Linked DNA regions of Mus musculus: regions 1 and 2 are each linked to region 3. Evidence: chromatin loops called from intact Hi-C (ENCODE). Cell type or tissue: left cerebral cortex. All regions are shown on one strand.

What was found. Peaks named below come from ENCODE experiments on the same cell type or tissue, not always from the same donor. Only the 100,000 strongest peaks of a DNase experiment are listed, where the experiment ranks them.
Region 1: a loop joins it to region 3, with 1.9 times the contacts of the local background. A loop is called at or near these places in 3 of 42 quality-filtered maps.
Region 2: a loop joins it to region 3, with 2.3 times the contacts of the local background. A loop is called at or near these places in 3 of 42 quality-filtered maps.

What each region holds. Positions count from the first base shown.
Region 1 is chr12:82,851,731-82,859,730 of GRCm38, forward strand. The region is part of intron 2 of Rgs6 (regulator of G-protein signaling 6); the gene reads left to right. Among named protein-coding and RNA genes, the nearest start is that of Gm22149, 83 kb to the left of the region's middle. In left cerebral cortex, no CTCF peak of the experiment used is centred here; DNase peaks (open chromatin) are centred at 3,410, 3,820, 4,195, 4,839 and 1 more place; H3K27ac peaks cover 1,341 bases.
Region 2 is chr12:82,838,512-82,846,511 of GRCm38, forward strand. All of the region lies in intron 2 of Rgs6 (regulator of G-protein signaling 6), which reads left to right. Among named protein-coding and RNA genes, the nearest start is that of Gm22149, 70 kb to the left of the region's middle. In left cerebral cortex, no CTCF peak of the experiment used is centred here; a DNase peak (open chromatin) is centred at 3,236; H3K27ac peaks cover 523 bases.
Region 3 is chr12:82,942,888-82,950,887 of GRCm38, forward strand. All of the region lies in intron 2 of Rgs6 (regulator of G-protein signaling 6), which reads left to right. Among named protein-coding and RNA genes, the nearest start is that of 1700085C21Rik, 7.7 kb to the left of the region's middle. In left cerebral cortex, a CTCF peak has its summit at 3,850 (motif pointing left); DNase peaks (open chromatin) are centred at 560, 1,123, 3,241 and 3,827.

The DNA.
Region 1 (8,000 bases), 91 kb before region 3:
TGGCACAATCTAATTGGCTTGCCAATTTGTAAAAACAAACAAACAAACAAACAAAAAAAACATAAGGGACCCCATAAACAGTGAACAATGTGTTGGTGTTACATCTGTCACCAGAGAAATAGTAATTTTAGTCTTGTGATCCAACAGTGCAGAATTATGCCTTAATCACATTGACCAGTGTCCATTCATTGTTCGGTAATCGCCCTGTGCAAACCCCTGTGCTAGGGGCTGACCGCCCGAGGCACCAGCCCTCCGGCCTACAAAAAATCTTCAGAAAACCTCTCACCAGCCAGCAGAGAAAAACAGAGCTCAGAGCAATAATTGCCATCGCTGGGCAGTGTCATTCAAAGCCTAGAGCTAAAGAAAGGGGCTACAGAACTGGGGAAACCACTTTGTTGCAGCTAAAACTGAGAGAGAGAGAGAGAGAGAGAGAGAGAGAGAGAGAGAGAGAGAGAGAGAGAGAGAGAGAGAGAGAGAGAGAGAGAGGGAGAGAGAGGGAGGAAGGGGAGGAAGCTTGCCAGGAACACTTTGGAAAGAGAGAAAGTAAAAAGCCAAGTTTTTTAACTCAATCACTCATGGTCTCTTGAGAAACTTGGAGATCTCCTGTAGCTCTCTGTGCGAAGTGTTCTTCAGCTGGTTCTGTCTCACGTTGATGGTGTAACCATCCTCTGTTGGTAACAAAATAGGGGGGCCCAGGGAAAGAGGGGGGAGGAAAACCCACACCTGGCAAGAGTTTTCCGTATTTTCTGGTCTGTCAGGTGTGGGAGGGCTGCTACTACCTTCCACTCATCCCTGGGTGGGCATTCCTTTATCTCACTCTTCATGGGGTGGCCAAGGGGCAGCCCTACCTGGGATTCCTGGAGCTACCTTGCTAAAGCCCTGGGGTTATAGGAGAGAGGGATGAGGAAAAAATTCCCAACACCTGCGAGAGTGCGCACAGCCTTGATGAGCAGAGACTCCTCTCTATGGTTTTAGAGCTTTATTGTAGAAATGCAGGGGGCAAGAGAGAAGGTAGAAAGAGAGAGAGAGAGAGAGAGAGAGAGAGAGAGAGAGAGAGAGAGAGAGAGAGAGAGAGAGGAAAGGTCACAGAGAAAGAGAGTAAGAGGGAGAGAGGAGAGGAAAAGACAAAGAGAGAGGAGAGAGGAGAGAAGACAAAGAGAGAGGAGAAAGGGGGTGAAAATGAGGGATAAGAGGTAAGAGAGTGAGAAGTAAGAGCATAAGAGAGCGAGGTGGGGCTGAACAGCCCTTTTTATGGTCTTCACTGTTGCTAGGTAACTGGGGAGGAGTTTAGCCTGAAAATCAGAAGCTTGGGCCATTGCCTATGTGACTACTGACCATGCTTCTCTTGTGGGGGGTGGTAACTTAGGCAGGGGCCAGATTTCCAGGAGCATGAGGGAATGTCTACCATGTCATGAAGGTGAATTATCACCATTCCCGGGGTTCAGACCTCAGCTCAACTGGAGACCAGCTTGTCTGTGCATAGCCCAATGACCCCAATCCCCCCTCTCCTGGAACTTGTAACTGACTGTAGGAGTTATACACCAATGAGCTAACAGCTTGCCTGCATGTTTGCTTGGCCCAACATTCAGCTCTGCAGAAACATGCAACAGAGAAGCTTGGTCATGGTGTGTCTCCTCGAAGATGTCACATGGAAAAGGCCAAGTGAACAAGTTCTACAGAGTTGATGGGGCCAGCACAGGGAAGGGACACAGGAAGGGAATGACCCGTGTAAGGACCCTAGGGAGGATTCCAGGTAGTAGGCAGGAAAATAACCACAGAGGTCAGTGAACTTGGGAAGTTGAGGTAGTTAGAATGAGGGTGGCTGGCTCCACTATAGTGGCCTCTTAGCCAACAAACAATGTGGGCCACAGGCTCATTTACAAATGGGAACATTATTATTATTTTTTTTTTTTTACATTTGGCCACATTTCTGTCTTCAACCCAGTTGTGGAAACATACAGACCTTATAAAATACATCTCCTCATCTCACAACAATTGTAAAAGGGATAGGATTCTTTAAAAAGTAGCCTGCAGTAGTATATGTTGAATAAATAAATAAATAAATAATAAAGTAAATAAATACTTATTCAAGTAAAAAGCCTAAGGTATAATGTCTTCACATAACTCAGCGCAAGATAATGTCTCACTTCCACTATCCTTAATCTTTACATATAGATTTATTTATTTATTTATTTATTACCAGCCTCTGAATTTGTCATCAGAATACAGTCCTTAAATCAGTCTCGTTGGTGGGATTAAAATATTCAATGATAGCCTTACTTTTAAAAACAGCTCATTCTTCAGCAATTTCAAACATATATAATGCACGTTGGTCATATCTGCCCGTACCTTCTTTCCCCTCCATGGAACTCTATTTTTGTGGCCTACTGCATTTCATTAGGATTGCTAGCAGGAACCTGTTTGTGGGGGTGGGGGTGATTTTCACTTTAGCAAGGTTGACTTACCAGGATCTTCTGCATAGTTTACCAATTCAATGCTAAGGTTTCAGTATGGTCGCTGCTGTACATTTCCTAGGACACCATACCCTGGAAGCTTGCTTTGAGATGATGAGACCTTTAGTGGTCTTTAGTGGAGGTGGATCGTGATGGTAGTACCTCCGTGAAGAGATTAACAAAGATCTTCTGGAACTCGATTCATTCTTAGCAGACTGAGCTGTAGTGAAGCAAGCTCAGCTGTCTCAGCTCTATTTCTTTCACTTCTTATTCTATGTTCATTGATTCATCCCCCCTCCTGCTACACACATTGAAACTATGATGCCCTTTCTGGCTGTGTTGTGATATAGTAAGATCACCTTATCAGAACCAAGCAAATGTTTGTTTCATGTGTTTGGGTCTCTAAACTCTGAGCCAAATAAGCCTCATTTCTTTATGAAGTACCAATCTTCAGGTAAAAGAAAGTGAACTAAGATGGACCTTATTTTTTTTTTTATCTTAAAAGCTGACTATTTTTGGGACTCATGTTTTGTATCCTTGTTCCAGCTTTAACTCTAATGCTTCTGGGGAACCATGGATGTTAAGGTCAGGGGTCATCTCTAAGACCGAGAATTCAAAGCAAGACTTTCAGCTGGTTAAATGGCTAAATAATGGGTGTGGATCTATTCAGATCAGGGATCTACTTACTGATGGTCATATACATCCTTCAGTTCTGTTCATAAAAACCACTTGTTTCATAGTGGCTAAAGTGCCATGGTTGCACTGAGCTGTGGGTCACAGCCGCAAAGTATAGTTGCTTTCCTAAACTCATTGTGCGAATTTCATGTAGTCTTGCTGCCAGCTGCTCTTTTTCTTCTCAGGCTTCTTCTCAGGCATCTTAATATATGCAGCTATATAATCATTTGCATGGTCATTTGCATAAGATCTCATGCCCTCATTTGCATATGATCTCATGCCCCTCTGGCGAGAAACTTCACATTGCATGGAAACTCCTGCTTTGCTACTCTTGATGATGCTTCTGTGACATACGAGGAGTCCACTTGAAGAACAGAATTATGAACATCCTGCCCATTTCAGCATCCAGACACACTGTTAGTGTGCCGTAAGTGTAAATAAAGTTTTATTGGAACACAACCCTGCTTATCTGTTGAAGCATTACCCATGACTACTTTCAATAACAACTAAGCCCTTTAGATCTTTTGATAACGTTCTTGTTCCTTCCTTTGCTGGCACATTTTGGACACATTCCATCCAGGGAGAAAGTGACTTCACACTTGTATATGTGTGTTCACCACATCAGCTTTTGAACAAAGTCCTCTCAAGGGCTCTAAAGCTCTGCTGTCCCAGGCATGGCTCCTGTGTGTTTATGCAATCAGATCCCCGGTCAGCTTCCACTGACTCATGGAAGCTGGGACACATGTGTTTAGCATCTATTTAAATCACACTTATTACCATAGTAGCTAGGCATTTGGGTAAGCTTGCTATTTTTGCTAGAAAATAAAAAAAACAATTTAGACAAAACAAAAAAAAAACAAAAAACAAAAAACAAAAAAAAAAAACAAAAACAAACACACACACACAAAAAAAACCAAACAACAGGTCAGCACTAAGGCCTGCAGTGACCCTTTCCCTTGGCATGCAGAGCAAGGGGTGAGAATCAGGTCAAAGTGTCCCCAATAAAAGGTGTCAGTCATCTGGAATGTGTTTGTTAGCCCAGGCAAAAAGTAGGTCACCCCAGCTCCCCCAAAGTTGGCCAATTAGACCGAAGTTATTGTGTGGTTAGGAATAAAGGCTGTGATTCTCAGCAGAGGCTTGCTCTCCTGGCAGACCCGTATTCTAGGACAAACTCAATTCCCCAAAGCCTCCCATGCTAGATCCACCTCCATCTACTGAGAGCACTTTACAGGCACATGCCAGGGGCTTTGGTGACATTCCACAGGACAGCTCTGAAAAATGGCTGTACCTCAGCTGTGTGACGAAGGACATCTATACCCTAGCCACACAATTAGAGCACAGCTTAAGAGGGTAGAGGGGCTTTGTTTATGATGTGAAGTTTCTCAGGCTCCATCTGCTTCCTGAGAGACATTGAATCAGAATGTCTGCTGTGGCATGCAGGAGGATGGAGGTGGTGAGGGAAGCAAACCGTCTCTGAACCTCAGCTCTGGAGTCAAAAGTTTTGGACTCAAAACCCACACATCTTCCATAGCTGTTGCACAGCTGTGGGAGATCCAGTTGCCCCTTGAAGACTCAGTTCTTGCCCTCACCTCAGAGAGATAGAAAGATCCTACCCTACTGTAAAGGGCAGCAGCATGCTCTCTGAGGAGTGGTTGGCAAATCAGAAACTTGAGTGCAGATGATAGTTCTAAGTCACTTTAAATTATGGATACTGGAGAGACAGCTCCCTGGGTAAGAGTGATTACTTACTCTTGCAGAGGACCCGGATTCAGTTCCCGGAACCCACATAGCATTCCACAATCACCTATAACTCCAGTTCCAAAGGACACAAATGTCCTCTTTTGGTGTTTATGGGCTCTTGAATGTGTATTGTACACATAAGCTCATGCAGGCATGCACACATGCACACACAGACACATATGCATAAATATAATAAACAAACCTAAAATATTCTTAGTTACAACAATTTTATTACATAAGCTCATGCAGGCAGGCACATATGCACACACATATACATAAATATAATAAATAAACCTAAAAACATTTTCAATTACAGCAATTTTATTCATAGGGGCCATATATATATATGCTTCCTAAAAATAGAATAGGTGGAGGTGGAGATTAAAAATTAGATCACAGGAAGAATATAGAGAAGGGAAGAGTTATAGTTTTAACTAGGATAGTCAAGGACTTTTAAGATGGCATCTAGGTTTGGCGTTTTACTAGTTCAGTGGATGGTGATCCTATTTAATGAGATCTCTGGCAATAATAAATGAGTACAGCTGGGAAGAGGAGCCATTGGAAGGTTGCTAGGTAAGAGTAGACAGTAGGCTGCTGCCCTTGCTGGATCTGAGGAATCTGTTAATGGAGATTATGTAATTGGGTGTGTGCATCTGAGGTGTAAGGGCATAGTCAGGCTGTAGACATAAATTCTATGTCTTCAGTGTCCAGGAGGCCTTTGAAATTGGACTGGATTCAATCTCCAAGGACATGGGTGTAGAAAGAAAAAAGGGGGGAGGGTGCAGGCTCTAGTTGTTAGTCTTTCACTGTAGTGTGTAGGATCACAGAAAGGTGCCTCATCACCAGAAGCCCTTAGTGTTTGACAGTGCTTATGTGGCTGACTTAAGAATAAATACCAGGCAAGATGGCGCTGAGGGCTACATACTAGACTTTCAATTCTAATTTATAGGCAGACGGATTCAGTCTCTTCTAAAGAGCTATTTTGGGGAACAGAAGGGAAGATGCATTGGAAGGCAGAGTGGTAACAAGGAAGATTCCAGGGAGGAAGACCATTCCTGTACTTGAAGTCTACTCTGGAGAGCCTGAATGGCAGGAGAAATGGCTACAAAGGGAGAGGTGGGTGTCAGCTTTCACTAACAGCAACAAAACACTCGAGGAAATCAAGCTATAAGAGATTATTTGCCTCACAATTTGGCAGCCTTATTGCTTGGAGCCCTGACACATCACAAGTGGAAAGCATATTTGGTGAAGTTAAATTATTCCCCTCATGGGCAAAAGGCAAAAGAAGAAGGTTGGGTAGGCTAGTGTTCCTAAATATCCTTCAGAAGTATGCCCTGAACAACCCAATGACCTTCTACAAGGCTTTACATCCCAAAGGTTCAGCCACCTCCTAATGGCACTATCTTGGAGGCCTACACATGGGCCTGTGAAGGACATTCAAGGTCCAAACCCTATCAGGAAGATGGACCTGAGAGATATTGGGGAATAGAAATAGCAACCTGTGGAACATGTAGTCAGTGGTTGTGGAAGGGTTTACAGAGGGAAAGGCTTAAGACAACTTTGGGCTTCTATCTTGTGACTGGGTGGTAGAGTTAGTTTACAGTGGCATCTTGCTGAGAGATGGAGAAGGGGCTGTCACATTAACTGGTTTATGTATTAATTATTAAGAATCAGCAGGGACCTGGGAGCTCCCCTCCTCACTAATTACTTAGCTGGTAATTAGGCACTGGCTGATTAATGCTCTTGCTTGCCCCCCATGGGGTGGGAGGAGAGGCGCTGAGCCATCCTGAGTTGTGGAGTTGCATCACGAAGAGCCTGTGCAGTTGGTGGCACACCTCCATTCATCCCTCTTATCCAACTCTGAAGAGCCATCCTCAATATCAGGGTTTTCTTTTTCTACAGCTCTTCAGGGTTCTTGCTCAGTCAGAGGAAACAGGAGCTGTGTGTACCATGGGTGACAGTTCTGAGGAGTGGCTTTTGCAGAGGTGCCTTGGCAACTTTGATCTTCAGATACTTGCTATTAGTTGTCCATGCATCTATCAAGTTCATGTCCGAGTTTAATCTTCTGCTTTGGCTCTATGGCTTCTCCTTACTTGGGCTTTTGTTTTCCTGAGAAAGGCTTGTCCACTATAAATTGAATGACTGTCCCCAAGGCTGTTATAGCAGCTTAGTGTTAAGTGCTGGGGAAGAACCTGAAGCTATGTAGCCAATGTTCTTGAAACATGTGAAGACCCCCAGAGACCTAAGTTGCTTTAACTTATGAGCTCCACTCTAGACTCTTGTTGGAACAGTGGGGAATTCTGTAACTGGGAGAAATGGTCAGGATACCCCTTTTCACCTCCCAGTTCCAAGCATCCTCATGGAAAAGATCCAGAAGAGCCCTGGCAGCAGAAGCACGCAGCAGTTGCTATTGAGTCTGCAGTTGCTATTGAGCAGAGACGCTCCTGGCTGCTCAGCTCACTCCCCTGTTTTATCCAGAGAGAAAGTTCCAGCCTATGGGATGGTGTTTTACATACTGAGAGTGGCTCTTCACCCCTCAATTAAACATCTCGGTAACTATCTTCATAGTCACACCCAGAGGCAACCTTCCTAATGCTGTGAGCCTTTAATATAGTTCCTTGTGTTGTTGGGACCCCCCCCCCCAATCATAAACTCATTTAGTTGCTACTTCATAACTGTAATTTTGCTACTGTTATGAACCATAATGTGGTATGCAGGATATTTGATGTGTGACCTCTATAAAAGAGCCATTTGACCCTCAAAGGGATTGCAACCCATAGATTGAAAACCACTGTCTCAGGTGATTCTAAAATCCAATCAGGATATCAGTGAGGATTAACCTTCACAGGGCCCATTTTCTCATTTGGTAATTGTCAACTAAAGGTGAGTTGATATCTACACCAAACCAGGATTTAAGTTCCCTAGAGAGTTTTATATATATAAACTGTGAGGTCCTTCAGGACTCACTGGTGGGTGACATCATCTCGGAGGCCACTCTTGATTCCCCAGGTCTGGGTTGGATTCCTCCTAAAACATCAAAGATTCATAGCTCATAGAGTAAATATATATTTTCTATTGTCTCATATTTTTCATTGAAGTATCCCAGTCCCCGGCTCCATAGGAGTTAGATGC
Region 2 (8,000 bases), 100 kb before region 3:
CCACAGTTTAGAGCAACTCTTTGGATATTGGGTTTGCAGTTAGAAATGTCTATCACCTATCTGATGATGTAAGTGTGGCTGAGGGAGTGTAGAGTAGGGTGAGCTGTGATGATGTCATCAGAGGACAGCATGGGCTTCTTCCCAGGTCCCTCTCCTTATCCCAAGGTCTGGGTGCACTGCAGTATCAGCTCTCAACCAGAGGCATGCTGGAGATATCTAGAAAGCACTTCACACTATCTGGAGTTCATATTTTTAGACCCTGTTGCTTGACACAACTCAGATGGAGAGCGATACTCCTATTAACTAACAGGAAGAAACTGGATGCTTCTAGTATCTATAGTCTACAAGGCAGCCAATGACAGAGTGACCTGGCACAGAATGATGGTGGTGACAAACTGGAGACAACCTTGTCTGGTTCTAGAAAGGCCTGCTTGAATCCTATTTTCATGCCCCCCCACCTCTACACCTTTTCTCTGACCAGATTAGTGATGGGATTGTCTCATACTGTGCATCCCTGGTTATTCACTGATTATGAATGGCAACATTAGAATCTTGGTCCATGTCTCTGTCCCATCAAGAGTTTATTTATAAGAAACACATTGAAGGTAAGAGACATGATGGCAGTACATGCTTTTTCATGATATATTGTTTTAATCTTGCTCTGTTAGCCTTGGCACTTGTGAGTGAGTGGCGAACATCTGAATAGGAACTATGTTATCTGGACTTTTGGCCTGATACAAAATATTCAAGATCTCTGGATCAAACCTGTTGAAATCTTCTTGACCTCAGTTGTCTCTCCTGCTTCATGGCTATGCCTCTAAAAAATGAGAGATTTACTTCTTTTTCAACTGTGCGTCATATGCCTCTGGCAGCCTCTTGATAGTTGGCCCTCAGCTGCCAGGATCTTCTATCTACGGAGCAATTTGAGAGGATGCTCAAGCACCAAAAAATAGGAAAATATCTTGTTCTATTGAAGGGTCGCAGTCTCTTCTGCCACAAAGAGCACACTGACCATCCACTCTCCTCTCCTGGACCCAGGGTGCAGAGCAGGGAAGAGATAGCCGATCTCTCTCTCTCTCTCTCTCTCTCTCTCTCTCTCTCATGCTCCTTTGTACCTCATACAGAGCTGTCAGATTAGACTAATGCCAAGCCAGATGCTCTGGACTGAGCTTCTTAGAGACTCACTATGAACCAAGGAGTGGGAGGTGGGGACCTCAAAGATGTTTGAGCAGCAATGGGTAACGGGAGGAGTGTCTTAGAAAACTTTTGTTTGCACTTCCAGAATATCTCAGTATCAACTTTTGAGAGTCCCTGGAAATACTCCATCTCAGATATATGGTCAAGCTTGATTTGTATCTGTTCAGAGTTGCCAGCTTGGTTCCTGGCCTCTAGTTACCCACACATCAGTAGGGCCTTGCCACCTACCATCAACTTTTAGGTGTGTCACCCATTCATTAAAGATGTCTAGCCTGTGGGTCTAAGGGTTTCGATGCCATGGAGGCAGCAGTTTTAATAGCAAAGCATTCTTTTGTGGGTAAAGAAAGTTTTCCCCCACTAGGCTTGAGGTAGGAGGGGTGTTAAAACTTTTTGCATAGGAAGGAAAGCAGACAGGTGGCCTCGGAGCCATGGAGACCAGCAGAGTGTTCTCTAAGGGATACACTAAGGCCTCTATTTGGGGATAGTGTTCAATGGCTGAGGCAGAGACACTGTACTGCATGTTAGAAAATGGTAACCCATCTCTATGCAGTTTGTGGAGCATCTATTCCATTCCTGAACGAGCTTCTGGCAGATTCTCTCTTTTCCCCAGAAGCTTACGTGAAAAATATCCTCTCTGTTGTTTCAGTACTCCTTCCCTCCTGCTTCTGTTTGCCACTTTTATGGGCAACGGAAAGTTTGAAGGGGGAAGAGCAAACCAAGGCGTGAGAGCTGTGCCTCAACTCAGGGTCTTGGAGTTCACTTGGCTATGCTTATATTTTTGAGATTCTTCACAATAATCAGCTCTGGCTTCTAGTGGAGGTAAACTGTATCACTGCAACCGATAGTATTTGCAATGTCTGTGTCACTCATTCCTGCGCTCAACAAAAACTTCATTGAGAGCATGCTATGGTCTAGGCATAGAGCTGGTTCCATGAGAAACGTTAAGAGGAAGTGACACACATGTTCTCCTTTTCCAGGAAGGGTGTGTGGAAGAGAGCAGGTAAGACAGTGGTAGCCTAGTAGACTGCACACTATCTTGAGAAGCAGAGCTTCGGAAGCAAATAAGACAGTATACAGATGATGCTCTGATCCATGTTACCTGGGTGGCAACAGTGATGAAGTGCCACCAGGGCTGGTCTGTGTTCCCTGTGCATGAATTGAAAACTTATAGCAATGCCCAGGAAGACAAGCAGAGGGAGACAGAAGAGGAAACTGAGCAGGAGTATGGGCAATGCTAATTCTAACTATTAAAAACAAGCCAAACAGGTTACCACATAGTTCAGGCTGTCTGTGAACTGTGTAGCTAAGAATGGCTTTGAACTTCTGATCTCTAGCCTTCACCTACTGAGTGCCCTGGATTTACCATCATCCCTAATTTGTAGGTGCTAGGGATCAAACTCAGGGCTTTATACATGTGAATCAACTGAGCTACATCCCCATCCTCCCATTCTTCTTCAGTCTGGTGATGAATGTATTCTTGACCTGTGTCTTAATGCCACGGAATGTTACCTGGACATGCCCTTCATAGCTCTTCCTCCACTCCAAATCAGGACACAGTGATGAAGGGACAATGGCATCTGTGATAGGGTTTCTCAATCAAAAACACAAAAAACAAAAAACTTAAGTGGGAAATCTCACCAGGAGCCGTACAGCAGATTCTTTCAATCCATTCTTTATTGTAATGAGGTAGAATTTGTTTGCAGTTCCATAGAAACAGAAAAATAAACTGCTTCCAAGAACTATACAGGAGGTGGGAAGCATGCATGTGGAGACGCATATTTGAGGACCCAAACTATATGACATATATTGTCTGTCCTTTATCTCCCCCACCAAGAGGTGACACAAGATGTGATTCCCCATGAGATAGAGTAGCTGAGGCAGGGACTACAGACAGATCTGCCTTTGGAGCAAGAGCAGGACCAAGGAACGGACATCATCAAAGGAGCAAGGACTCCAGTCTGTGCTCAGAGGCAGCTAAGGACACGGCAGAGAAACACTTCGCTGTGGCCTGTTTCTACTGACATGCCTTTATGTGCATAATAGACTTCTCTTTTTCTGCTGCCAAGAAAGCTCCAGGAGCCAGCCTAAGCCTCTAGGGAATTCCAGAGCAGGAAGTAAGAAGGAGGCTGGGAAAGAGCAAACTCGCTGTGAAGGATGGTCGGAATCTGCCTGAATAGAGAGAGTATTTTCAAGTAGAAGAGACTGAGAATATAGCATGCACTGATTTTATGTGTTTCAGCTGACTTACACGTGCACAGGTGATTCTAACCTTCAAGAAGTAGGAGACTGCATCACCCAGCAGGGTCCCCTGTACCCCTTCCCCCTCAGCCTCTCCCCCAAACAACTTTTATTCCAGCATCTATCATCTATCATTTCAACATTATTATAATGAAACCTGTCTGGCCCGTTGGATGTATCAGTCATTTTTAAAATGTTGTGTGCAGTTCTATAGTATGAATGAACCACGATTTATTTCATCTTTTCACCTGTGGATAGAAATGTGGGTTGTTTCCCATTAGGGGTTCTTTCAAATGAAACTGCTGTGAACATTCCTCTGCATATCTTTTAGTGGGCACTTGTGTTTTACCAATGTGGAGCTGGGGTGGGTACTCTGGGCTCCACCTTAGGCACATGCACAGCTTTCTACTTAGTGTGCTCTGATCTTATATATGAGACAAAGGGAGCCCCAAGGGTGTCTGAGCATCTGGGGTTGGAAAAACCTAGGTGCAAGGCCAGTGAATGGAGTTCACAGTGGGGTACTGGGGAGATCCTGAAGTAAGTATGGGGGTACAGACTGGTCCAGGGAAAGCTGGTAAGGAAATAATGGTCAAAACCAAAAAGGCATTAAATAGGTCGGGGGGTAGACCATTTGCCTAGTAGATCTGTAACACACACACACACTTTGCCCCTTCTTAGAATTGGGAAGAAAACACCCATGGAAGGAGTTACAGAGACAAAGTTTGGAGCTGAAATGAAAGGATGGACCATCTAGAGACTGCCGTACCTGGGGATTCATCCCATAATCAGCCTCCAAACGCTGACACCATTGCATACACTAGCAAGATTTTGCTGAAAGGACCCAGATATAGCTGTCTCTTGTGAGTCTATGCCGGGGCCTAGCAAACACAGAAGTAGATGCTCACAGTCAGCTATTGGATGGATCACAGGGCCCCCAATGGAGGAGCTAGAGAAAGTACCCAAGGAGCTAAAGGGGTCTGCAACCCTAGAGGTGGAACAACAATATGAACTAACCAGTATCCCCCAGAGCTCATGTCTCTAGCTGCATATGTATCAGAAGATGGCCATCATTGGAAAAAGAGGCCCATTGGTCTTGCAAACTTTATATATCTCAGTACAGGGGAACACCAGGGTCAAGAAGTGGGAGGGGTGGGTAAGGGAGTGGGGGGGAGGGCATGGGGGACTTTTGGGATAGCATTGGAAATGTAAATGAAGAAAATACCTAATTTTTAAAAAAGAGACAAAGGCACATGTTTCAGTTGGGCACTCCACAGATCCTGCCAATCCCATTTGTTCATTAATAAAATAAAAAGGTTGCACAGGGCAATTCCTGAGTGGCATTTGAACTGCTTCATCTTATAGTGGTGTCAATGTCATGTGGCTGTGAATTACAACTTTAGTAATGAAATGTCTATGATAATTTGCTAAGAAAAGCTCATAGTCTCTTATGCATGTTATCTTAACATCCACATTTATATGTTAAGGGAAAACAAAAAGAGTGTATCAGTGGAGCCTCCAGTCTCCATAAAGGTTTCATTACAGGACCCCAGAGGGACACAAAAATCCTGGAGGGCTCCAGTCCCTTTGATAAAAATGTTTATTTATATGTAACCTATGAATATCCTCCCTTTAAATATCACTACTATAATGTTCAATTGATATAAAAACTGGAACTGTGGGACTGGAGACATGGCTCAGTGGTTAAAAGTGTATGCTGCTCTTGCAGAGGACTTGAGTTTGGTTCTCAGTCCATACTTTGGTCAGCTCAAAACTGCTGACAACTCTAGCTTTTTTGAGATCCACAGGCACTAAGTGTATGCTGCTCTCCCCTCAGCATCCACGTATTCAGGCATGATAGTTTGATTGAGAAAAATCCCATAGGGTCATAGATTTAAATGCTTTGTTGTTAGAGAGTGGCACTATTTGAAAGGATTAGAAGGTGTGTCCTTGTTGGAGGAAATGTATCACTGGGGTGGGCTTTAAGGTTTCAAAAGCCCAAGCCAGGCCCAGGGGCTCTCTCTTCCTGCTGCCTGTGGTGCCAGTGGATCTGAGTGTAGAACTCTCAGCTATTTCTCCATAAACTTCTGAAATTGTAAGCCAGCTCCAATCAAATGCTGTGTTTACTAAGAGTTGTTGTGATCTTGGAGTCTCTCTTCACAGTAATAGATCACTGGCCAAGACAACAGGTAATTAAGAAATATTTTAAATAAAGTTATCTTTAAACCATTTTTAATAAATTTACCATATTGTCCAGAAACTAATGAAAAGGAGTAAAATAAAGTGATGTTCAAAATATTTTCAACATGGGGTTTATTGAAACTTTGGAGACAAACTCAGAGGTGCAGGGGCCAACTCATTGTTTTCTTAGAGCTTTCTCCACTAGACCAGTCCAGCTGTTTTCATTCATACTTCAGGGGAAGCTGTTGAGCCTCTCATCAGTCACTATTTGTACCCCAGCAGTCTATCTCCTTCTGGACTCTTGCTACATGAGTCACCACACCCTGATGATCTGATGGCTTTTCTGTCTTACTCCCTGCAACCCAAAGTTGGGCACAAACTGGGAGCCATCTTCATTCACTCATTCACAGTAAGCTATCAGGTCCTCTGCTGACAATTTGTCTATGGACATGCTGTCCAGTGCAATACCACCACTTCCAGACATGGCACAGACTCCACTCTCTCTCCTTTTCTGACTTTAGCCAAGTGACCAAAAAGAACTACAGCCCTGAGAAGACACTCTTGTGACCTGTGGCTTCTTGTCCCACTCCAGTGCTATGACATGGCTCGTCCATGGGTAGAGCCTGCTCTGGAGAAATCAGGTGAGGCTCTTGGTGGATGCCCATTCATGTCAGTTGAGTAGAGCCAAATTATCAAATCAAACAGCTCAAGATGGCTGTTTGTTTGTCTAAATAAGAAACTGCTTTGAGAAGTGAAAACAGAGGAGTACAAGTATGGCTGTGGGGCTGATTATTTCAAAAATAACCAGCAAATGCTCCTGTTGTGCAAGTTTTTAGTCCTTTGGTCAGTTTCTATGGCTGAAAGGTACTCTTATTTTGCATATGAGAGCCAGCTCCAAGTGTGTTGTGGCCAGCTGGCTTAGTGGTAAACATATTACAGACTAGATTTCATGTTTCCACTGTTTCTACAGGCACTCAGGGTAATCAGGCATCCAAGTTCATAATAGCATCTGACACCTGGAAGGCTTGGAGCTTATTTAGCCAGAAGGTATTCCCACCAGGCTCAGTGGGCAGCACTGCTAATATCACAATAGTGTAGTCCCATAGCAGGGACAGAATGATGAGCCCTCTCTGAGCCACAACCACATACAGAGCTTGACATGGCCACACAGGAAGCAGAGAATACCTGTGTAGACCTCTGCCAGCATCAATTTTGTGATGTCCCCTGCTACTGGCCTCACTTGCTGTAGTAATCAATTGTCTCATTGCTGTGACAAAGGTCCTGACAAAGGCAACCTAAGGAAGGAAGATATATTTTGGCTCACAGTTTCAAGGGATTCAGTCCATCATGGCCGAAGAAGCAGGAAACATCTTCTCACACTAACTCTGCACTCAGGAAGCAGAAAGTGATGGATGCCTGTGCTCAGCTCACTCTTTCTGTTTTATTCACTCGGGAACCAGCCTTACCATTTCAATTAATCTAATCTAGGAAATTCTTCCCAGGTATTAACAACCACTCCCTGGCAAAGGCTTGTGGCCATAGTGTAATGCAATCATGAGTTCAGTCCACCTTTAAAAGTCCCCATAGTCTATCACAGTCTCAATACCTTTTAAAAGTCCAAAGTTCAAAGTCTCTTCTGAGACTCATGGCAGTCTCTTAGCTGTAACCTCCTGTAACATTAAAATCAATAAGCAGATCACATACTTCCGACACATTTTGGCACAGGATATACATTATCATTCTCTAGGAATGTAAGCGAGAAAATACTGGACCAAAGTAAGACCAAAACCCAGTTGAACAAACTCCAAATTCTGTACCTTTGTTTCTGATGTTAAGAGCTCCTTAGATCTCCAACTCCAGACTGCAACATACTTCTCTCTTGCGCTGTTTGCACACCTTGCTAGCAGCTTTCTTCGGCAGGCATCCCCTGACTCTGGCATCTCCAACACAACCCAGGCTTCATCTTCCCAGTTTCATGTAATGGTCTCTCTGGGCCTCCGTGCAGAGACACCCCTGATACACACCTAGTCTCTGCAACTTTCCTTAGCCTCAGAGGGAGATTCCACAACCCCTTTCTTGGTATCCTTTAAAGTCAAAACCGTGTGGCTGAAACTGCCTAGTTCTTCTGCTTACTGAGACTGGAACTTGGCCCCTTCAACCAATTATATTTGCATCAACTTTCTGTTGCCAGTGGTTTCCTTTATTGCTTGAGCTTAATTTTTTTTTCCTTTTTACGAGTTGGAAGCTTAGCTGGGTAGGGTCTTCCCCTGAGGTCACTACCCACTTTATTCCACCAGGCATCAAGCTTTTCCTTAAACTCTTTATCTCCTGGAGCACATGACTTAGCTCCATTACACTTACTGGTGCCCCCTTTATTTCTTCATAAA
Region 3 (8,000 bases):
TCAATTCACTGGTTGAATTGAAATATGACAGGTGTAATTTATATGTCGGGAATCGTTCCTCTGAGCCAGGTCAGTTAACACAGGCCTATCATTCACAAGATAAGGAAGAGGCCGGGGGTGAGGGGCATAAGTTCAAGGCCTTCCTGAGCTGCAGGATGTAGCTCTGTGGTAGAGAGCTTGATAACCATAATACCATAATGCTGAAATTCACTGGATCATACGATTGAATGAAGGTAGTCCAGGGAGTAAACTGTGTATTTGACCAGTGATTCCTTCCTCTCGTAGGCCAGATTGGCGGCGGCGGGTGGGGGTGGGGGGTCTGTTCTCAGAGGTAGCAGGAATCTTGTTGTTCTGCTTGGGACAAGATAGTGTTAAGCCTAGATTGGTTAGAGGCTCCTACCTCACAATGGGACAGGCTGAAGAGAAGCCAGGCAGGATGGGTGCTAAGTGACAAATCTAATATTTATCCCATGTTAATGGTGATGGCTTGCAGGCCCAGGATGCTTTGAGGTAAGATAAGGAGTAAGACTGAGGGCAACACCAGGCTAGCCAGATGGTTGCCATTTTTAGGATGCACTCTAAAGAGTGCCAAACAGTGGGTGGCCCTGAAAGGTGGGCTCAGAGTTGTCTTGGATTTCCTCCTCACCCTGACAGATATGTCCTGTTAAGACAAAACTTAAAACACCGCCATTTTTCCAGTTTTGCTAGCATGAGTTACCTGAATCTGGATCCTAAGACTTGGGTAGGGTCCATTTGTCCTAACGTATAAACAGCCATCTCAGAGAATCAAAACAGGCCCCTGAAGATAGCAAAGGGCTCTACTGAACCATTAAAACCTGTACTTTAAAAGGAAGTTTCTGACCACTTCGTATCCAATAGACTAGAAAGGAGTGTTCATCATTTTCTAACATGGGTCTTTAAGCATTTCTACCAACAATTCGTGGTGTTACTCCTTAGCCAGCAGCTCAGGAAACTGTTCTAGTCCTTATGAATGTATGAGCCGAAAGGTGTTATGGCCACATCTCTGTTCACCCACTCTCCCAGTCTCTTTCCTTTGGCTTCTGTGGTCACCATTTTGCAGAATTCCACCCCCAACTTTCCGTGTTACTAAGCTTGCCAGGATGAGGACTGGCTTGCTTACGATGCTGTCTGTTGACACCAGGCCCATTTCACGGCTGAACGGCTAAAGGCTGCTTTCCAGCTAAATAGTATTCTCACTCTCCCCATTAGCAAAGTTCCTCAGGACATGATAGCTCAGACACTCTGGGCCCAACAGTGTACACGTTTCATATTCACACTCATCCCAGGAAGCAGTTACTGCCTCTCTTTTGGAAACATTGAAGCAGAGGTGACTTACCCAAGACCTCTTTGCTACCAGAGTCAAAGCTGAGATCTGGTCCCATGCTCAGCACCTCCAATGGCATCTTCTGACAGAAAGTGAAAGCCACGGTTTTCATATCCCTCTAAGGACAGAAAATATAAGTTTCCAGTTCCACGTCCTTCTAGAACTTAAGTGGAGCACGTTATCTTGTGGGGACAGATGGTTATGACTTTAAATAGTTAGAAAAATCTAGTTAGGCAGATGTTTCTCTGATGACAAGGAGTATAAACACGACCCTAATGACTGCATTTGTTGAAAGTTACTGGTCGCTCCTGTCAGGACTGTTGCTTTTACTGTCAGTCTTCAGGCTGTATTAAAAAAAAAAATCAAGCATGAAGAGAATTGGCATTTAAAATGTGTTTACTCTTCACCGTCAAGACAAATGGAACCTTTCACTCAAAGTTGAACGAGAAGTCTGATTTGGTGTGGGAAATCACAAAGAACTGGGAATTGACAAATCTGTGGAAGGTCCATCTCATAAAATCCATTAAGAGAGTAGGAGAGATTTTCTTGCCAAGGGTCCTATAGCCGCACAAAATCTATGACTGGACTGCTTTGAAATCATGAGTGTTCTTACACAATAAACTTCAGGAAACCATTCACGGTTGGGCTCATTCTCAGGACAAAAACATCCTTTCTATCCCGTCCCTGGTCCAGTGTTTGATACAATTACTTAGTTTTCCAACCGTTTCCCCGACTCTCACACTTCCGATGCTCTATTATATTTGAACTTAGAAGGTGGTAATTTTTTGACTTCTGTTTTTATTCTTACTGGCTCAACTCCTTTCCTCATTGTTCAGTTTAATGTGTTTGAAAACTGCCTTGAACTGGCCCTTGTGAGGAAAACACCTTCACTGAGGCTCAACTGAGGGCATTCATGCCCTCCCAGGTCCTCTTTCTAGTTGATATTTTGAAGGTTGGTCAGAACAGTCCTTGCATTGCTCACAGTGTTACTATATCCACTATAGAAGCCCAGGGCTGGGGAGATCTAGGTATTCCGTGGAAGAAGATACGTTTAGTTAGAAATTGGCCCTCAGCCGGGCGGTGGTGTCACACGCCTTTAATCCCAGCACTTGGGAGGCAGAGGCAGGCAGATTTCTGAGTTCGAGGCCAACCTGGTCTACAAAGTGAGTTCCAGGACAGCCATGGCTATACAGAGAAACCCTGTCTCGAAAAAGAAGAAGAAGAAGAAGGAGGAGGAGGAGGAGGAGGAGGAGGAGGAGGAAAGGAAGGAAGGAAGGAAGGAAGGAAGGAAGGAAGGAAGGAAGGAAGAAAGAAAGAAAGAAAGAAAGAAAGAAAGAAAGAAAGAAAGAAAGAAAGAAAGAAAGAAAGAAAGAAAGAAAGAAAGAGAAAAAGAAATTGGCCCTCACCGATACTTTTAGGACGCCTTCAGTTTGAACTTAACCTTCCCAGAGCGTCACATGAGTTCATTGGAAGCAACTACATTCACCTGTAAAATCACCATAGCTGGATGGATGGTTTGTAGCTTCCAAGTGTGTGGAAAAGGGAGAAAATTTTGAACCTCAGCTATGTCAAAGGCAGAAAGTTCTGCCGCAGGCCCTGTGCAGAATGTGGGGAGCCTCTGTGTCCAAGGAAAAAGACATGGGCAAGAGGGCAGTTATGGTGAACACTCCTCTAACTTCTGCTCTTTACCAGGTGACCACAAATTCTTCAACCCAGCCCCTATTCTCTTCACCCAAGTCCTTGCTCAACCCCCGGCCCCCAGCCAGGCTGAGGCCAATCCACTCGCAGGTGACATCTTACCAGACTGCATTACCTGTGTTGTGATGGCCAGGCCCACAATTGTTAGTGAGCTCCCTGCGTTGGCCTCCACAGCCCTGTTCTTCTGTCAGCAGGCAGGCTATGGTGGCAGCTGTTCGTCCCTCACTTATCCTGTCCTTTCCCTCTTCCCATATAAGAGAATGTAACTACATTGTCATTTGTTTGTATGCCATCTGCTTTGTATTAAAAGTCTAAGCAGAATTTCTTGCCCACTAGATTTAGAGTTTTCACAAACGAGGTCTGTGTCTTATTCCTCTTCGTAACCCTGTGACCCCCCCCCCAGAGTTATCTATCTGAAGCCAGTGTTGAGAAGTATTCGCTGAACAATCTCTACTTTCCGTGGCCACAAATAAGGGCAGCGTGACACCCACACCTCCCACTACCAAGGAGACAAAAGGAATAGCAAAAAGAAAAAAGAAAGAAGGAGGAGGAAGAAGAGGAAGAGGGGGAGGAGGAGGAAGAGAAGGAGGAAGAAAAGGGAGAGGAGGAGGAGGAGGAGGAGGAGGCTGCAAAACCCAGGCGAGCAGAACGATGACATTAAAAATGGCTGAGATTCTGAAAATCGCCCAAATCTAGAGTCTAGAAAGTGAGTAGGTCCTGCCAACAAGGCAGATCTTTCCCTTCTGTGTTGAGCGGACTTCTTTTCCCACCAGATTGTTTTAACGGTGCCCTCTGCAGGCCATTTTCAAAACTGCAGCATTTGCCTCCTTTAAAGCTCACCTCTTGGCTTAGGGATCCTCTCTGAATAAATAGTTGACTTCTAAATTTACCTGAATGCAGTTACATCAGGAGGATGTTTCCTTAGTGAAATTCTCTCAGAACCCTTCCCACTATTACAGATAAAGGGGAGAAAACTGTTTCAGTGAGTACAGGCATACACCATATCTCCTCTCATGTTTGTAGATGTATAGCTTGTTATATTATTATGTATATTCTATACACATTTCAAATATTGTATACATGTATCTGTAATATTTATCATAACATATATGTGTGTGTACATATATGTTTGAAGAAAACAGACTTATCAGGAGGCATTAGCTTGTACAGTTATAGAGACCAACAAATCCCAAGGTCTGCAATGTAAGTCTGCAAGCTTAAGACATAAGAGAGCTGGCAGTGTGAATCCAAGGCCTGGAAAAGTAGAACTGAAGCTTCAAATGCAGTGTAAATATGTGTGTTCAGGACACAGGATGGGCTGATGTGCATCTGGAGGAAGGAGTTTTTCCCTCTTCCTTTTCCCAGCTTCTTTATGCTCTTAATGAATGGGGTCTCCATAGTGGTAGTTATCAAAAGCACTATATAATAATAAGGAGGACAATATGCCCTGACTCAGTCTACCCAGTCAAATGTTTACCTCCTCCCAGAAATAGCCTCCCAGATGCACCAGAATAATGTTCAAACAGCTGGGTGCCTGTGTCCAGCCAAGCTTGGTACCTAACGCTAACTCTCGCCATTCGTTTACAAACAGGTGTCCAGCGCTCACAGTTGTGGCTTGTTTTCAAAAGTAGGTTCTAGGTCTGTGTTAGTGTCCGCCAGTCTGTAGCCACAGCAGAGCACAGACACTGAGTGGGAGCACATCACTTAGGACCATTTTCTCACAGCAAGTAGAAACTCATTCACTCTCTCAGCCTAATGGAGGAGCGTCTGAAACCGGTTTCATTGAGTTCCGCTCAAACACGATCTGTGTAAATGGGAGGGGAATGGCTTGACTTTCTTGGCTCATCAATAAGGACAACCTTGGATCTACCTGTCACTCAAAGCAGTAGTGCCGCATAGCTCAAGCATCACCGCAGTAGCCTGGGCCCGGGACTGGGACTGGGAGTGGTTGGTGGGAACAACCCAACAGAGATGTCCATCAGGTAACTGGTCCACAAAAGCAGAATCCTCTGAAGAGTAAAGCTCCCTGGTTAGGGGTCTATCAGACATTGTTGGAGTTTGGATAGAAAATATCCTCCTTCCCCTAAAAAGGTTCATGTGGTGAGGCCTGAGGGTTTGGACATGAGCTGATACAGTTATTTTGGAAAGTTCTGGAATGTTTAGGGGGAGGGAGCTACCAGGAGGAAGTGACTCACTGAGAGGCAGGTCTTTAGGGACATATTGTCCCTGGCGCTTTAGCCTCCTCTATGGGCTTCCTATATACCACAAAAACTCCCAACCACCATAGCGTTCTGTCCAAACACAGGGCCAAGCAACTGTGGCCCGAGACCTCTGAAATCAGGAGCCTAAGTAAACCCTTCCTTGCCTTCAAGTCGTCTATGTTGTGTGTTTACAGCAATCACAGTGACTGTAGAGTCCTCCTTTTCTTTTCTCAGCCACGACCTTAAACTGTTCAGTTCAAGATAACCTTGAACTTCTGACCCTCCTGCAGGATCACAAGCACATGCCAGCTTGTCTGACCTTGGTTAGGGGGTCTCATTGCTCTTTACTGCAAAAAAATTACAGTCCCTTTACAAAGTTGGTCTTATTTTTAAAAATTGTGATTTAAGCCACCCATCCTCACTGTAAAACAGCAGAACACATCCAAAGGGGGAAGAAAAATTTTTAGAAAGAAAATTTAGGCATAATTTTTCCAATTTTAACATTAGAGCCTTCTTCTCAAATAAAATCCTTACATAAAGCGCCAGTGTGTGCAGTTAAAAAGAGCCAGTCCCTGTGGTACAACTAGGGATAAGAAAGGGCAAAGCTGGAACTTCCTAGTGGACATGAGATGGCTGCTACAGTGCCCCTAGGGACCTCGCAAGCCAGCAAGCTGGATACTACAGGTGACAACTGAAGCCACAAGTTGGATAATAACATCTTCTACCAGCTTTTGTTGGTATAAAGAACACTTTTCAGTTGCTCCACTGTCAACTTTTTATTGTATATGTATTTAGAGTAATTGTATAGATTATACTATAGAACTGCCAGGCTTATTTATTGTAGCATTTGTATTTGACATTCAGTTGCATCTAAGCAGACAGTGGGAAGGGTAAATAAACACACACAAAGGAGACTGCCGTTGCCATTTGTTCCTGTGTGAACAAAATAACACACCAGATGTGTAGCTAACGATCTGGGTGACCTTTCAGTTATCTGTTGGTACTGAGGTAGATTTACATACCAGGAAACGCATGGGGTGGTGTTAAGTAAGTGGTTTGATCTTTTCTGACAAACTCATAACTGGTAACTCAGTCAAAATCTACGCCTGCTGTCCCAGAAACCCTTCTCATTCATCATTCAGATAAAGCAACTAGAGGTCGGACGTCTGTCACCATGCTTAATTTTCCATTCTGAAATTTTGTATAAATGAGCGCATGCTGTAACTTGTGTCTGGTTTCTCTCTTAGTAGAATTCCTCCAGATGATGTCCGTATCAATCCGTGTTCCTGCTTTTGCTCCAGTACGGTTCTCTTGTACGAATGAATGTACCACAGTTTATCCCTTCTTCCATGGTGGGCAACTGGGTTGTTTCTAGTATTTAGCTATTGGGAAAATTCTTATCTAGGACATTCGGGGTCATATATTTCCATTTCTCTAGTTAAATACCAAATGCAAATCTTATGAGACCATGTCTTTTAAATTATACATTTGTGTATATATGTATACATATACATGTACACATATACATATCAAGGCTTTTCCAAGATGGCTGTCCTTTTTACACTCAGGTTGTTTCATCTCATCCCTTGACATCCATGGCTCTTTACATTTCCTCCATTCTCACTGCTGGATGGTTGCATCATCTACCCATGGCTTCGATTGGTATCTCCCTCTGAGTGGTAAGACCTTCTCATGCCCTGTCAGCCATCATTCTGTATTTTGTGAACCGCCCAACCTTCTGCCCTTTCACATACCGCATTGCTCATCTATGTATTACTAACTGGTGAGAGTTTCTCATATATCCTGAACAAAAGGTCTTTGTTCTATTAAAATTTGGCAAATTTTTCTTCCAGTTTTGAATCTGCTTTATTGAAAATGTGTTTTAATGAGCAGTTTTCAATTTGTGGACATTTTTCTTTTATAGTTATTACTTTCTGTGTTTGGGAAAATGCCCCCCCACACACACACACCACTAAATCATGGAAGTATTCATTTACATTTTCTTCTAGAAGATTTTTACTTAGAGTGTATATATCTATATCTATGATCTGTCTTGAAATGTGTATATATGCATACACATACACATAGCGGATTGGGATTAAAATTTGTCTTTTTTTAACATATAGATAGTCATTCCCACACATATCCATTAAGATTTTTTTTCAGTTGGGCATCTTAGTCGAACTGATTTCTCCATATAAAAGTGGAAGCTCCTATGCATACCTGCATCTCTACTTTAAATTTTCTATTTTATCTCCTTGTTCTCTTTCTTTTTCTCATCAATACTGTGTCCTATAGGGACTGTAGAATCAACATATTCATGTCTACAAAACAGATACTAAAATTGTTCATTGGGATCTGTTAGAATCTCTAAATCTGGGAAAACCCAGCAGGCTAGCAACATCGTCTCCTCTTTGCTGAGCATGGTGTACCTCTTCATTTAATGGAGCCAATGGTTACTTCTCACAGTGGTGTTTTATAGTTTTATGAACGAATCCCATGTATATCCTGCATCTATTTACATAGATGACTTAATGACTTAATGCCTCAATATTTAATGTCTTCATGCTGTTATAGAAGGCACTATGGTTTCATTTGTCACTATTTCTTTTTGCCGATTATCTTCATAAACTTCTCTATAGGGTTCATGGATTGTTTAGATCTTTAACTATTATTATATATAGCTTTGTAAAGTATATTATAATATCTATGTGTCCTTCCCTCTCTGTCTTATAGACTAGTTTGTAATTGCTATG